Regions from separate parts of the Homo sapiens genome. Here region 1 is linked to region 2. A link is a loop called in an ENCODE intact Hi-C map of the cell type or tissue named here. Cell type or tissue: natural killer cell. All regions are shown on one strand. Each heading gives the region's core, and the rest is flanking DNA. Links, peaks and the distances in the headings are about the cores only.

What was found. Peaks named below come from ENCODE experiments on the same cell type or tissue, not always from the same donor. Only the 100,000 strongest peaks of a DNase experiment are listed, where the experiment ranks them.
Region 1: it touches region 2 in a loop (24-fold over the local background); 57 of 110 quality-filtered maps call a loop at or near these places.

What each region holds. Positions count from the first base shown.
Region 1 is chr4:174,356,428-174,366,642 of GRCh38, reverse strand. All of the region lies in intron 2 of LOC105377547 (a long non-coding RNA gene), which reads right to left. Among named protein-coding and RNA genes, the nearest start is that of MIR4276, 62 kb to the left of the region's middle. RefSeq lists an enhancer at 7,928-8,057. In natural killer cell, for the core only: CTCF peaks have their summits at 1,253 and 1,457 (motif pointing left); a DNase peak (open chromatin) is centred at 1,432.
Region 2 is chr4:174,713,085-174,715,584 of GRCh38, reverse strand. GLRA3 (glycine receptor alpha 3) reads left to right here. Exons shown (of 10, transcript NM_006529.4): 5 at 15-97. Among named protein-coding and RNA genes, the nearest start is that of GLRA3, 110 kb to the left of the region's middle. In natural killer cell, for the core only: no CTCF peak of the experiment used is centred there; a DNase peak (open chromatin) is centred at 984.

The DNA.
Region 1 (10,215 bases), core at 491-2,990, 350 kb after region 2:
ATAGCTCAAGCTGGTACCAAACACCAATAGGAGATTTGTCAAAGGTCAGGGGCATCTCCATGCAGAATCCCTTTGTGGTCACCCAAATGTGAACCCCAAATATCTGAGACAGGTCTCAGTTAATTTAGAAAGTTTATTTTTCCAAGGTTGAGGATTCATGCCCATAACGCAGCCTCAGGACGTCCTGATGACATATACCCAAGGTGATCAGGGCATAGCTTTTGTTTTTTTCTTTCTTTTTTTTTTCTTTTTTTTTGAGACAGAGTTTTGCTCTTGTCACCCAGGAACAGTGCTAAGCATTTTCACGGCATCATCACACTCAAATCACACAATGATATGATGAATTATTATCCCAACCTCACTGTAGTTGTCTCATTACAGACATTCTGCTCCATCCTCACTGTCCTGCAGCCATAAGGTTGAGAAGACAGACTAAATACTGGACCTTTTGGTTGTAAATTGTTTTGATGCCTGATTCACATGGAAATCTGGTTTGACAATACTATTATGAATATTCAGCAGAAGTTTTGAATGTGACTCTTCTACCTGGGTAGTGCCAGACCTAATATCCATTGTTTTATTTTATATGACATTAGGATGACACAAAAGAACAGTAACATATGCAAATAAATGCCTCATCCTTGATGATAATATATATTTAGAATGAGATGCATTAATGAGGTTAAGCTGTGAAGAAAAGCATAGGATCTCATCAAACTTGCTATTAAAGTCAATGTCTCAATTTGCTCCTGGCAAGTAAACTTTATGAAAAATGCAACAGGTTGTATAGAGGTTTTCTCTCAGTTTTGTCAAGATAAAAAGACATTAATATTTTGAAATGTGATATCACATTTCAAAATGTATCTACTCATCACATTTCAAAATGTGATATATTCTGTCTCCTATAGAGGAGAATCTATCATTCTCCTCATATTCTGACATTTTAATATACATTTAAAAGAGGAAAACTATTTTCCAAATAAGAAATGAAGACTAGTTGAATTTTGTGTAATTAATTATTAGTGAGAGGAAACAGAAAAATAAAGGGGTTGTTTAGAATTTCTGAAAGCCAGTAAAATTTTGAACCAGAAAATCCCACATGCCATTACAACACGCAATGCCAAACTCCTTTTTTTTCTAGAATTGTCCATCTCGTCTCAGACTGTTAGCCCAAGGTTTATTTTTATAAGGTTTTACTCTGCATATGATCCCTTAGAGTGTGTGTTATTTATTGCTTTAACTTATACAAATATTATTTCTTAATGATTGGATTTGCAGCTTAAACCTTGCCAATCAGCAATAATATCTATCACTACAGATTTTTTTATTTGCTAAGAGCAGAACCAAATTAGTTCCTTATTTTCTCAACTTTCCAAAAAAAAAAAAAAAAAAAAAAAACAAAACACCAGGCAAATGAACAAAAACCCAAGCCTTTACTGCCACCCAGTGGTTGTTCAGAATTAAAAAAAAAATTTTGCCAGGTCATGACTAACATTTTAAAGGAAATTTTTATTCTTGAAATGCTAGAATGTTTCAGACATTTTAATATGAAGCAACTTGAGACAAAAACTTTTAAAAAATAGCCACACATATCTACTATGAGTACATTATCAATGATGTTATTTTAAACATTGCAACAAAATGATGAATACAATAACAACTCATTCTCATCTTACTTTGACAGGTAATTTAACTTTTTGTTTGAAATAATTATAGATTAATATGAAGTTACAAAAATGGTACATATATTTCTATTTAAAAACTGCCAAGTTACTTCCCGAGTGGTTCTGTCATTTTTGATTCACACAAAGTAAAAGATATTCAGTTTCTCGGCATTCTCATCAGCATTTGGTGTTATCACTAATTTTTTTTTTTTTTTTTTGAGACGGAGTTTTGCTCTGTTGCCCAGGCTGGATTGCCGTTGCATGTGATCTCGGCTCACTGCAACCTCTGTCTCCCGGATTCAAGCAATTCTTCTGCCTCAGCCTCCCAAGTAGCTGGGACTACTGGCATGTGCCACTGCACTGAGCTAATTTTTGCATTTTTAGTAGAGACAGGGTTTCACCATGCTGGCCAGGCTGGTCTTGAACTCCTGACCTGATGATCCACCTGCCTTGGCCTCCCAAAGTGCCAGGATTGCAGGCAAGAGCCACCATGCCCGGCCCACTATTTTTAATGTTAGCCATCCTGATAGGTTTACAGTGGTATCTCACTGTAGTGTGAATGTGCATTTTCCTGATGACAAATGACTCTGAACACTTTTCCTGTGCTTATTTGCCATCCACTCCTCTTTGGAAACGTGTCTGTCTTTTGATCATTTTGTATTTTTAAAACTGTTGACTTTCAAGAATTCTTTATATATTCTATATACAATCCCTTTGTCCTATATGGTCTTTAAAAATATTGTCTCTCACTGTGTAGCTTGCCTTTTCATTCTCTTAACAGGGTTTTTCACAGAGCAAACACTTTATTTTGATGAGGTCTGATATGGTTTGGCTGTGTCTCCACCCAAATCTCATCTTGAATTCCCATGTGTTGTGTGAGGGGCCTGGTGGGAGATAATTGAATCATGAGGGTGAGTCTTTCCCATGCTGTTCTCATGAGAGTGAGTAAGTCTCATGAGATCTCTGATGGTTCTATGAGGAGGTGTTCACCTACACAAGCTTTTTCTTTGCCTGTTGCCATCCATGTAAGATGTGACTTGCTCCTCCTTGCCTTCCACCATGATTGTGAGGCCTCCCCAGCCACGTGGAACTGTAAGTCCATTAAACCTCTCTTTCTTTTGTAAATTGCCCAGTCTCAGGTATGCCTTTATTAGCAGTGTGAAAATGGACTAATACAAGGTCCAATTTATAAAAAAACTTTTTCTACATATCATGTTTTGGGTGTAATCAATAAGAACTCTTTGCCTAGCTCTAAGTCCTGAAGATATTCTCTATTTGATTTTTTTCTAAATGTTTTATATTCTTATATTTTATCATTAAGCCTATGATCTATTTTAAGTTAATTTTTCAATAAAGTATGAGGTTTTAGTCAAGGTGCATTTTTTAGAATGTCCAATTGCTCCAGCACCATTTGTTGAAAAGAAAATCCTTCCTCCCTGGAATTGTTTCTGTACCTTTGTTAAAAATCAGTTGAGTGTGTTTGTGTGTAACATGTGACTTTTATTTCATCTTCTAGTTAAACACATTGCATGATTAATCTCAACAACAGCCTTTTGATGACAGTAATGTAAAAATATTGATGAGATAATTTTATCAAAATGAAAACTAACATTAAATGTCTTTGGCTAGTAAAACACAGAAAATTATTCAAAATGGGAAATGAAATCTTAAATAATCTTCATATCATGTGCTGGGTTAAAACCTAATTTTAAATAAACGGCTGTATAACAAATCAGCAGAGAGCCATACCATTGAAGAGACTTCCATGATTTAAATCCTGGCAAGGTATTTTAGCAGCTAGCTACAGGACCTCTGAGGCCTGGCTACTAAACCCCTCAATGTCGGCATTTTTCATCTCCAAAATACAAGTAATAATCTACCTCCCTCTTTATGTTGCTGTGAAGATAAGTTAATTAACAGAACAATGCTTAACATATTAAGAACCCAATTTATGTCATCTATCATCAATAAAATCTGATATAAAAAGTCTGATAATGCCAGTGACAGCTCGAATCACACCTATCTTTTAAGATGAAATATATTTATCCTAAGCCTTGGGCAAGTTTCCTAGTCTAAGTGCATTTCCTCATCTGTAAAATAGGATTGTTATGAGGAACAAGTGAGCTAAAGTATTAGGTGGATTTATCACAGTGCTCAGTTACACAGGAAATACTCCTCTAGTAAGTACTACTCTTCTAAAATTTAAAATATTACTTACAATATTGTACCATTATTAATATCATATATTTGTGGAGCTCAAAGATGTATACAGACAGTCCCAGACAGGATGGTTCAACTTATGATTTTTTGACTTTACAGTGGTGCAAAAGCGATACACATTCAGTAGAAACCAGAGTTGAAATTTTGACTTTTGATCTTTTCCCAGGCTAGTGATATGCAGTATGACACTCTCTAGATGCTGAGCAATGGCAGTGAGCCATAGCCCTGAGTCAGCCAGGTGATAATGAGGGTAAACCAGTACTATACTACACAGTGTAATATAGTCAATAAATTACGTGAGATATTCAACACTTTATTGTAAAACAGGCTTTGTGTTAGATGATTTTGCCCAACTGTAGGCTAATGTAAATGTTCTGAGCATGTTTAAGGTAGGCTAGGCTAAGCTATGATGTCTAGTAGGTTAGCTACATTAAATGTATTCTGACTTATAGTATTTCCAACTTATGATGGGTTTATTGTGACAGTCTCATTGTAAATTGAGGAGCATCTGCAAAACATGCTATGTTAGATGCTAGGATTAAAAAGCAATAAAGGCAGTCCTTATGCTAGATTGCATTTTATAGTCTACAAGCAAAATCAGAACATGCAAAATAGAGATGGGAGAGAAACTATTGCTACCAGAGGCATATGAGACTAAACAGTTTCAGTCTCCATAATGACCAACCATAGTTTGAATGCTGGAGAATTTCAACACCAACAACTCGGTTGACCTAACTCTTAAAGACAGAGCAAAAATATTTAGCAAACCCATGAAAATTAAGTTTATTTGATATTTTAAGAGAAAGAAACACAGATTAGGCAAATATTCTATGGAAGAATAGCAGAGTTTTACCAACTTAATTAGCATATATAAGAAACTATTACCAGCAAAGAAAATTCTGTATGGAAGCTTAAAGCACGGTGGTTACTTATCAATTATGAATATAAGTCTAATTCGTATTTTTTTCAACTTTTATTTTAGATTCAGGGGTATATATACAAGTTTGTTACCTAGTTATATTCTAAGATGCTTAGGTTTGGGGTATGAATGATCCCGTCACCCAAATACTGAGTATAGTACCCAATAATTTTTCAATGCTTATGTATCTCCCTCTCTGCTCCCTCCAGTAGTCTCCAGTTTCTATTGTTCCCATCTTTACATCCACGAGTACCCAACGTTTAGCTCCCACTTACGAGTGAGGCCGTGGTATTTGGTTCTCTGTTCCTGCTTAATTTGCTTAAGATAATGGCCTCCAGTTGCATCTATGTTGCTGCAAAGGACATGATTTCATTATTTTTCATAGCTGTGTAGTATTGCATGGTGTACATGTACTGCATTTTCTTTATTCAGTCCAATGTTGATGGACACCTAGGTTGATTCCATATCTTTCTTATTGTGAATAGTGCTGCAATGAACAGGTGAGCGCATGATGTGCCTTTTTGGTAGAATAATTTGTTTTCTTTTGGATATATATCCAGTAAGGGGATTTCTGGGTCAAATGGTAACTCTGTTTTAAGTTATTTGAAACATCTCCAGACTGCTTTCCACAGTAGCTAAACTAGTTTATTTTCCCACCAACAGAGTATGTGTTCCTTTTTTCCACACGCTCACCAGCATCTGTTGTTTTTTTGAATTTTTAATAATAGTTATTCTGACTGGTGTGAGATGGTATCTTATTGCGGTTTTGATTTGCATTTCCTGATGATTAATGATATGGAGCATTTTTTCATATATCAGTTGGCCTCTTGTATCTTCTTTTGAGAAGTGTCTGTCCATGACTTTCGCCCATTTTTTGATGGGGTTGTTTTTTGCTTGTTCAGTTGTTTAAGTTTCCTCTGGATGCTGGATATTGGACTTTTGTTGGATGCATCATTTGTGAATATTTTCTCCCATTCTGTAAGTAGTCTGCTTACTCTGTTGATAGTTTCTTTTGATGTGCAGAAGCTTTTTAGTTTAATTAGGTCCCACATGCCAATTTGTTTTTGTTGCCATTGATTTTGAGGACTTAGTCATAAATTCTTTCCCAAGGTAAATGTCTAGAACGCCCTATGTTTTCTTCTTGGATTATCATAGTTTGAGGTCTTACATTTAAATCTTTTATCTGTCATGAGTTAATTTTTTTTTTTTTTTTTTTTTTTTTTTTGAGACAGAGGCTCACTCTGTTGCCCAGGCTGGAGTGCAGTGGCACCATCTCGGCTCACTGCAACCTCCGCCTCCCAGGTTCAAGTGATTCTCCTGCCTCAGCCTCCCGAGTAGATGGGATTACAGGCACCTGTCACCATGCCCAGCTAATTTCTGTATTTTCAGTAGAGTCAGGGTTTCACCTTGTTGGCCAGGTTGGTCTCAAACTCTTGACCTCAGGTGATCCACCCTCCTCAGCCTCCCAAAGTGTTGGGATTACAAGCATGAGCCACTGCACCCAGCCAAGTTAATTTTTATATATAGTGAAAGCTAGGGGTCCGGTTTCATTCTTCTGCCTATGGCTAGCCAGCTTTCCTAGCACCACTTATTGGGTGGGGAGTCATTTCCCCATTGCTGATTTTTGTCCAATTTGTTGAAGATCAGATGGCTGCAGCTGTGTGACTTTATTGCTGGCTTCCCTATTCTGTTCCATTGGTGTATGTGTCTGTTTTTTTACCAGAACCATGCTGTTTTGGTTACTGCAGCTCTGTAGTATAGCTTGAAGTTGGGTAATGTGATACCTCCAGTTTTATTCTTCTTGCTTAGGATTGCCTTGGCTATTTGGGCTCCATTTTGGTTCCATAAGAATTTAAGGATTGTTTTTTTCTAATTCTGTGAAAAATGATATTGGTGGGAATTGCACAGAATCTATAGATTGATGACCATAATTTGGGCAGTATGGTCACTTCAACAACATTGACTCTTGTATCCATGAGCATGGAATGGAATGTTTTTCCATTTGTTTGTGTCATCCGTAATTTCTTTTAGCAAAGTTTCGTGGTTCTCCTTGTAGAGATGTTCCACCTCCTTGGTTAGACACATTCCTACATAATTTTTGTATATGGCTGGCTATTGTAAATGGAATTGCGTTCTTGATTTGGCGCTCAGCTTGAATGTTATTGGTTTTTAGAAATGCTACTAATTTTTGTACAGTTATTTTGTATCCTGAAATTTTACTGAAGTCATTTATCAGTTCCAGGAGCCTCTTGGTGAAGTCTTTAGGGTTTTCTAGGTATAGAATCATATCCATGAAGTCATATAGTTTGACTTATTTTCCTATTTGGATGTCCTTTGTTTCTTTCTCTTGCTTGATTGTTCTGACTAGGACTTCCAGTACTATGCTGAATAGGAATGGTGACAGTGAACATCCTTGTCTTGTTCCAGTTTGAAGGGAATGCTTCCAGTTTTTGCCTGTTCAGTATGATGTTGGCTATGGATTTGTCATAGATTGCTCTTATTATTTTGAGGTATATTCCTTCGATGACTAGTTTGTTGAGGGTTTTCTTCATGAAGGGATGCTGGATTTTATTGAAAGCTTTTTCCATGTTCATAATATTTTTAACATATCATTATTTTGAAAGAAAAATAGAACACACCGTTTATCTACTATATTAACCTCTGTTAACAATCCTAGGGTGAGCTGAATCACTGGCTCTCATACCACTGCCACCTTCTGAAAACTCATCAATTTAAAGCATAAACAGTGACACTGTATTGATTCAGCCCACATCACTGACAGCAAATACCTCACTTGTTCAGAGAAGCAAGATGACTCAGAGAAGCCAACTGAAACCAAAAACCAAAGGAAGTAGTTGTCAGAGCAAAACCATAAGTAGCTTAGTAGGTTTAATATTCTTTAAAGCTGTTTATATATGTGCAATAAGTAAATAGATCCCCCTTTAAATCAAAGACTTCCCTTGACTACATGACATCACTTTCTCCATCCTAGTCTAACAGCTTTTTCTGAAAAATAATAACATTATACTGTGCTTCTTTTTCATGTTAATTATTTTGTTGTATAATTTGAAGACAAGCAATCTTAGAATTGTGTAACTCACATACACCTACACACATATGTATTTATTTTAAGGATCATGTCTATGTTTTTTCAAAAATGAGTCTTCATAACATAGCTGTCTTAGTCTGTTTTCTGTTGCTTATAATAGAACACCTGAAACTGGGTAACTTATAAAGAAAAGAAATTTCTTACAATTCAGGTGGCTTGGAAGTCCAAGGGCATGGCTCAGTGTCTGGTGAGAGCCTTCTTCCTGGTGAGGACTGTGCAGAGACCTGAGGCAGTGCAGACCATCACATGGTGAGGGGGCTGAGCATGCTAACGTGCTAGCTCAGGCCTCTCTTCCTCTTAGAAAGCCACCAGTTCCACTCCCATGATTGCCCATTAATCCATTAACCCATCAATTTATTAACTCATGAGTAGATTAATCCACTCAGGGGGCAGAGCACTCATGAACCACTCACTTCTTAAACGTTCCACCTCTCAATACTGCCACATAGGAAATTTGGTTTCCCACTCATGAAATTGAGGGGGGGGCACATTCAAAACATGGCAGTAACGAAGGCCTGAATGGCTTGACGATGCTGAACCATTTCCTGCATGGGAGCAGGAAAGAAAATTTACTCACAGAAGCAGTGAAAACCCTGGAATGTTGTGAAATTCTCTAGGACTAACCTGAAAAGCCCTTGTATCTGTGTTTTTTTTTGTTTTGTTTTGTTTTGTTTTGTTTGACCAGTGACAGCTTGTCTCTCCTTGTCCTTCACGCCTAAATATAGTGGACCAACCTGAGGAAGCAGTATCATAACCAATTTGGAGAGAAAAAGGAAGGAATTTGGTCTAGGATCACTATTGCCCTGTAGAAATGAAGGGGAATTATTAGTTTCTGATATTTTGAAAATAGCTAATAAAATAGGAGTGTCTGTACAAAGATTTATGGTAAATAATGTACTCTCAGACATATTACTTAACTCTCACCATAACCTAAATATGACCAAGAAAAAATATTTATTTACCAGTAAAATAAAAAACATAGTGAGGTTTTCGGTTTGGTTTGATTTTCTAGGAATTTCAGAGTAATTTTAAAAACAGAGTTGTCATTCTCTCAGGTAACACGAGATGATTTTATGTACTGGAAAGTTTCCTCTGAAAATGTCACAGAATATTTAAATGACACCGTAGTTGTATAACATTTTACTGAGATGTCATCACAGTTAAAAGTTGCCTGTGTGAGTAAGGCTTACCATACTTCAGCAGGCTTTGTGTGACTGTGAACTCCTCTCACACCTCCAATTCCAATTACAGAGACTTTCTGAAAAGGAATCAGGGACCTGGAGCATAACCCAGTATGGAGGTCACAACTGGGGAGGGGAGGAAATGGCCAAAATGAAAGGCGATGTCATTGAATGCAGGAAGAATTTTTTTTTTTGCAACCGGGTCTTGCTCTCTTGCCTAGGCTGGAGTGCAGTGGTGTGACCATAGCTCACTGCAGCTTTGAACGTCTGGGCTCAAGCAATCCTTTCACCTCAGCCTCACAAGTAGCTGGGACTACAGGCACATGTCACCATGCACAGCTAATTAAAAAAAAATTGTAGAGATAGGATCTCACTATGTTGCCCAGGATGGTCTTGAACTCCTGGCCGCAAGTTTAAATTAAATGTTAAGAATGGCATTGGGAGGCCGAGGCAGGCAAATCATGAGGTCAGGAGATCGAGACCATCCTGGCTAACATGGTGAAACCTCGTCTCTACTAAAAATATAAAAAATTAGCTGGGCATGGTGGCAGGCGCCTGTAGTCCCAGCTACTCGGGAGGCTGAGGCAGGAGAATGGTGTGAACCCGGGAGGTGGAGCTTGCAGTAAGCCGAGATCATGCCACTGCACTCCAGCCTGGGTGACAGAGCAAGATTCCGTCTCAAAAAAAAAAAAAAAAAACAAAAAAAACCGGCAATACTTCACTTTGTAGTTGAAGTCCCAAAGAGCAGAACTGTGAATTCTAAAAACAGAACTTTAAAAATAGCTGTGAAAGAATGGAACAAAAATAGTTTTATAAGGCAGCTCCACTTACAGAATATTGTGTCATTGTGATCTCCAGTAGAGTAATTTTATTTTTCTTTTCTGAAGACCATGCAGGTGAGAGTAATAATCCACAGGGATGTATTTGATTTAGAAAAAGTCAAGACTGTTAGTACAAAACAAAGATTGGGGATATTATTGGTTTACACCTAAGGATTTCAACTAAAGAATTTCATTAGATGTGCAGGAGAGAAAAAGTAGTATCTTTTTCATACCAATTGCGAAGTTGACAATTGGTGAATGACACCTATAACAAAAGACAGATTAACGAGAAAGGCATAAC
Region 2 (2,500 bases), core at 1-2,500:
ACTTTGACTTTCAGATTAACATTAACACTTTCCTGTCCAATGGATCTCAAGAATTTTCCCATGGATGTACAAACATGTATAATGCAACTGGAAAGCTGTAAGTATGAACCACTTACTTTTTAAAATACTTTTACATTATAGTAGATACAAGCTTTTAATGCCTAATATGGATAATTTATTTTGTAATCATTTTGGTCACATATTTACTGAATAGGCATGTAACCTTTCACCAGGTACTGAAAATAATGATACCTATCAACACATGCACTCCACACTATGAGAAAGAAACAAATTGAGGATCTAAAAATAACAGATTTTCAAAGCTTGATATTTAGATATGTGTTTCCATACACATCATCAGAAGTGAAAAGGATGGTAATCATTAAAAACAAACTATCACTTATTTATTGGGAGCCTCTTCTCAACGAAGTGTCTATATATATTTTTTCTTATACTGACAACAAAGATATTGTTATCCCTACGTTTTCAAATGTGAAAGTGGTCATGTTGAATGGTTGAGTATTCGGCTCCAACTCACAAAGGTGACAGTGACAAACTGCCTCCAAACCTATGCTGCTTCAGATAAGCAATGTTTATTATTTTAATATCACTCTGCTGGGTATGTTATGTATGTTAGCTCAGAAGAAAAAATGTCTCACACTTTCTCACAGATTTATTCAAGCTTTCAGGTATTCCTCTACATTTCTTCTTTCAAAGTAGACCCATATGCCTCACTGATCAACGTTAACACAGATGAACATTTCACATCCTACCCTTTCTCTGATCTATATAATTAGTCCTAAATTAATTGTTTACAGTGTTTAATCTCATATAAAAATTAAGCAATATGCAATATTTTACCTTATGACAGTATGTTATCCGAGGGGGAATAAAAGGACTGTTTGACACATTCCTTGAGGAAAATTTGAAGGCCGAGCCTCAGACTCCAGGTGTCAAAGACAAGGCTTGTAGTGTGATGGAGCTGTCACTAGATGGCAGACCAACTTTGTGGGGCAACGTGACTATACCCCTCCCTCTCCTGTTTGGTTTTTCTTAAGAAGTGGAAATATCAATTTCTCTGATAACTCCTCCTTGGAAAATTTAAATTGATTACTTTTATAAGTAGTTCTTAAATAATTAGCATACATATGGATAAAGTACTAACGTAAATGAGAGGAAATAAAATAAATTAAAATTTGGGGGGCTACTTAGCAATCAATCTACATGGGGAGAAGCAGCAGACCTGATTTTGAAATTGAAGAAGGGCAATTTGAGGACAGGCTGATTGTATATCTTGGTTGAAAAATTAAGTACATTTAGGGCAAAGAGTTTAAAATGTGCGGGACCCTCTAAGTGGCACCCTAAAATGGTTCAACATATAAGGGGCAAGAAAATTGTTTGGTCCTTGCTGTACCTCTTAAAGATTATTTTAGTTAAATGAACCAAGATTGTTTAAGAAGTTTTCATAATTTTCCAGAAAAAGAACAGAAAGTAGGACAAAGAGCAATTATGTGGAAGGTAGAAACAGGAGAGGCTGATTCGCAGTGGTTGTGAAGTCACTGAATGCCTGTGTGTCAGAGAGAAATAGCTTAGATAAACGGATCAGATTAGAAGCATTGATGAAGAAAGGGAACAGGGGATGAGAAGCAAATGTTGATGGGACAATTGATAAAATCCATCTTAATATGTTTGAGGTCTGGGAAATTTAGGTCTAAAGCCAAAGAGGGAGTGAAAAGTGAAGATCAACTATTAAAAGCCATATACAGAGTGGTTCAAGAATCAGATGAAATAGCTGAAGAGGCGAATGTAGAGAGGAAATAAAACACAAACAAGAACAGACGCTTAAGAAATGCCTACATTTAGAAGTTGTTGGAAAAAATTCCAGACAAAGGCAAAGATGGCAAATTAAAATCAACACGATTCAACCTCGAAAGAGAAAGGACTGTGAAGGAGTTCTGTGTAACAAAATCAAATGCTGCAAAGAAAGTTTTGTAAGGTACTTGAAAAAAGCAATTGTTATTGTTAACGAAGACAAATGTGATTAGAATAATGATGGTCAAAGCTGGAATCTAAAAAGGTTTTTTGTTTTTAGGTGAGTGATGAGGAAGTGGGAGCAGCAAGTGAAATCGTTTATTCCAAGAATGTTAGTTATTAAAGAAAGATGAGAAAAAGTACAGTGCCTGAGGGTTGGTTAGATCACTGGGCTTATGTTTTGAATAAGGAAAGCTTACTGGGGCTATTTTGCAGGACACAAAAGCTGACATAGTAAGACCTCCCATGTGTCTGCCTTTCTCAGAACATTTCTCAACATGAGAAAAGAGAGCCTCTTTTCTTTCCCCTTTGTTTCTTAATTCCTCTATAAGAAATATGAGTGGATTGTTCAAGGGGTTCTTTAATATTTCAGTCATTAAGCACTTCCTGCTCTCTTATTAGGAATTAATTTTAATTTAGCTAACCATAGAGACTTTGTTTATTAAACCTCTGTGGCAGATGCTAATGT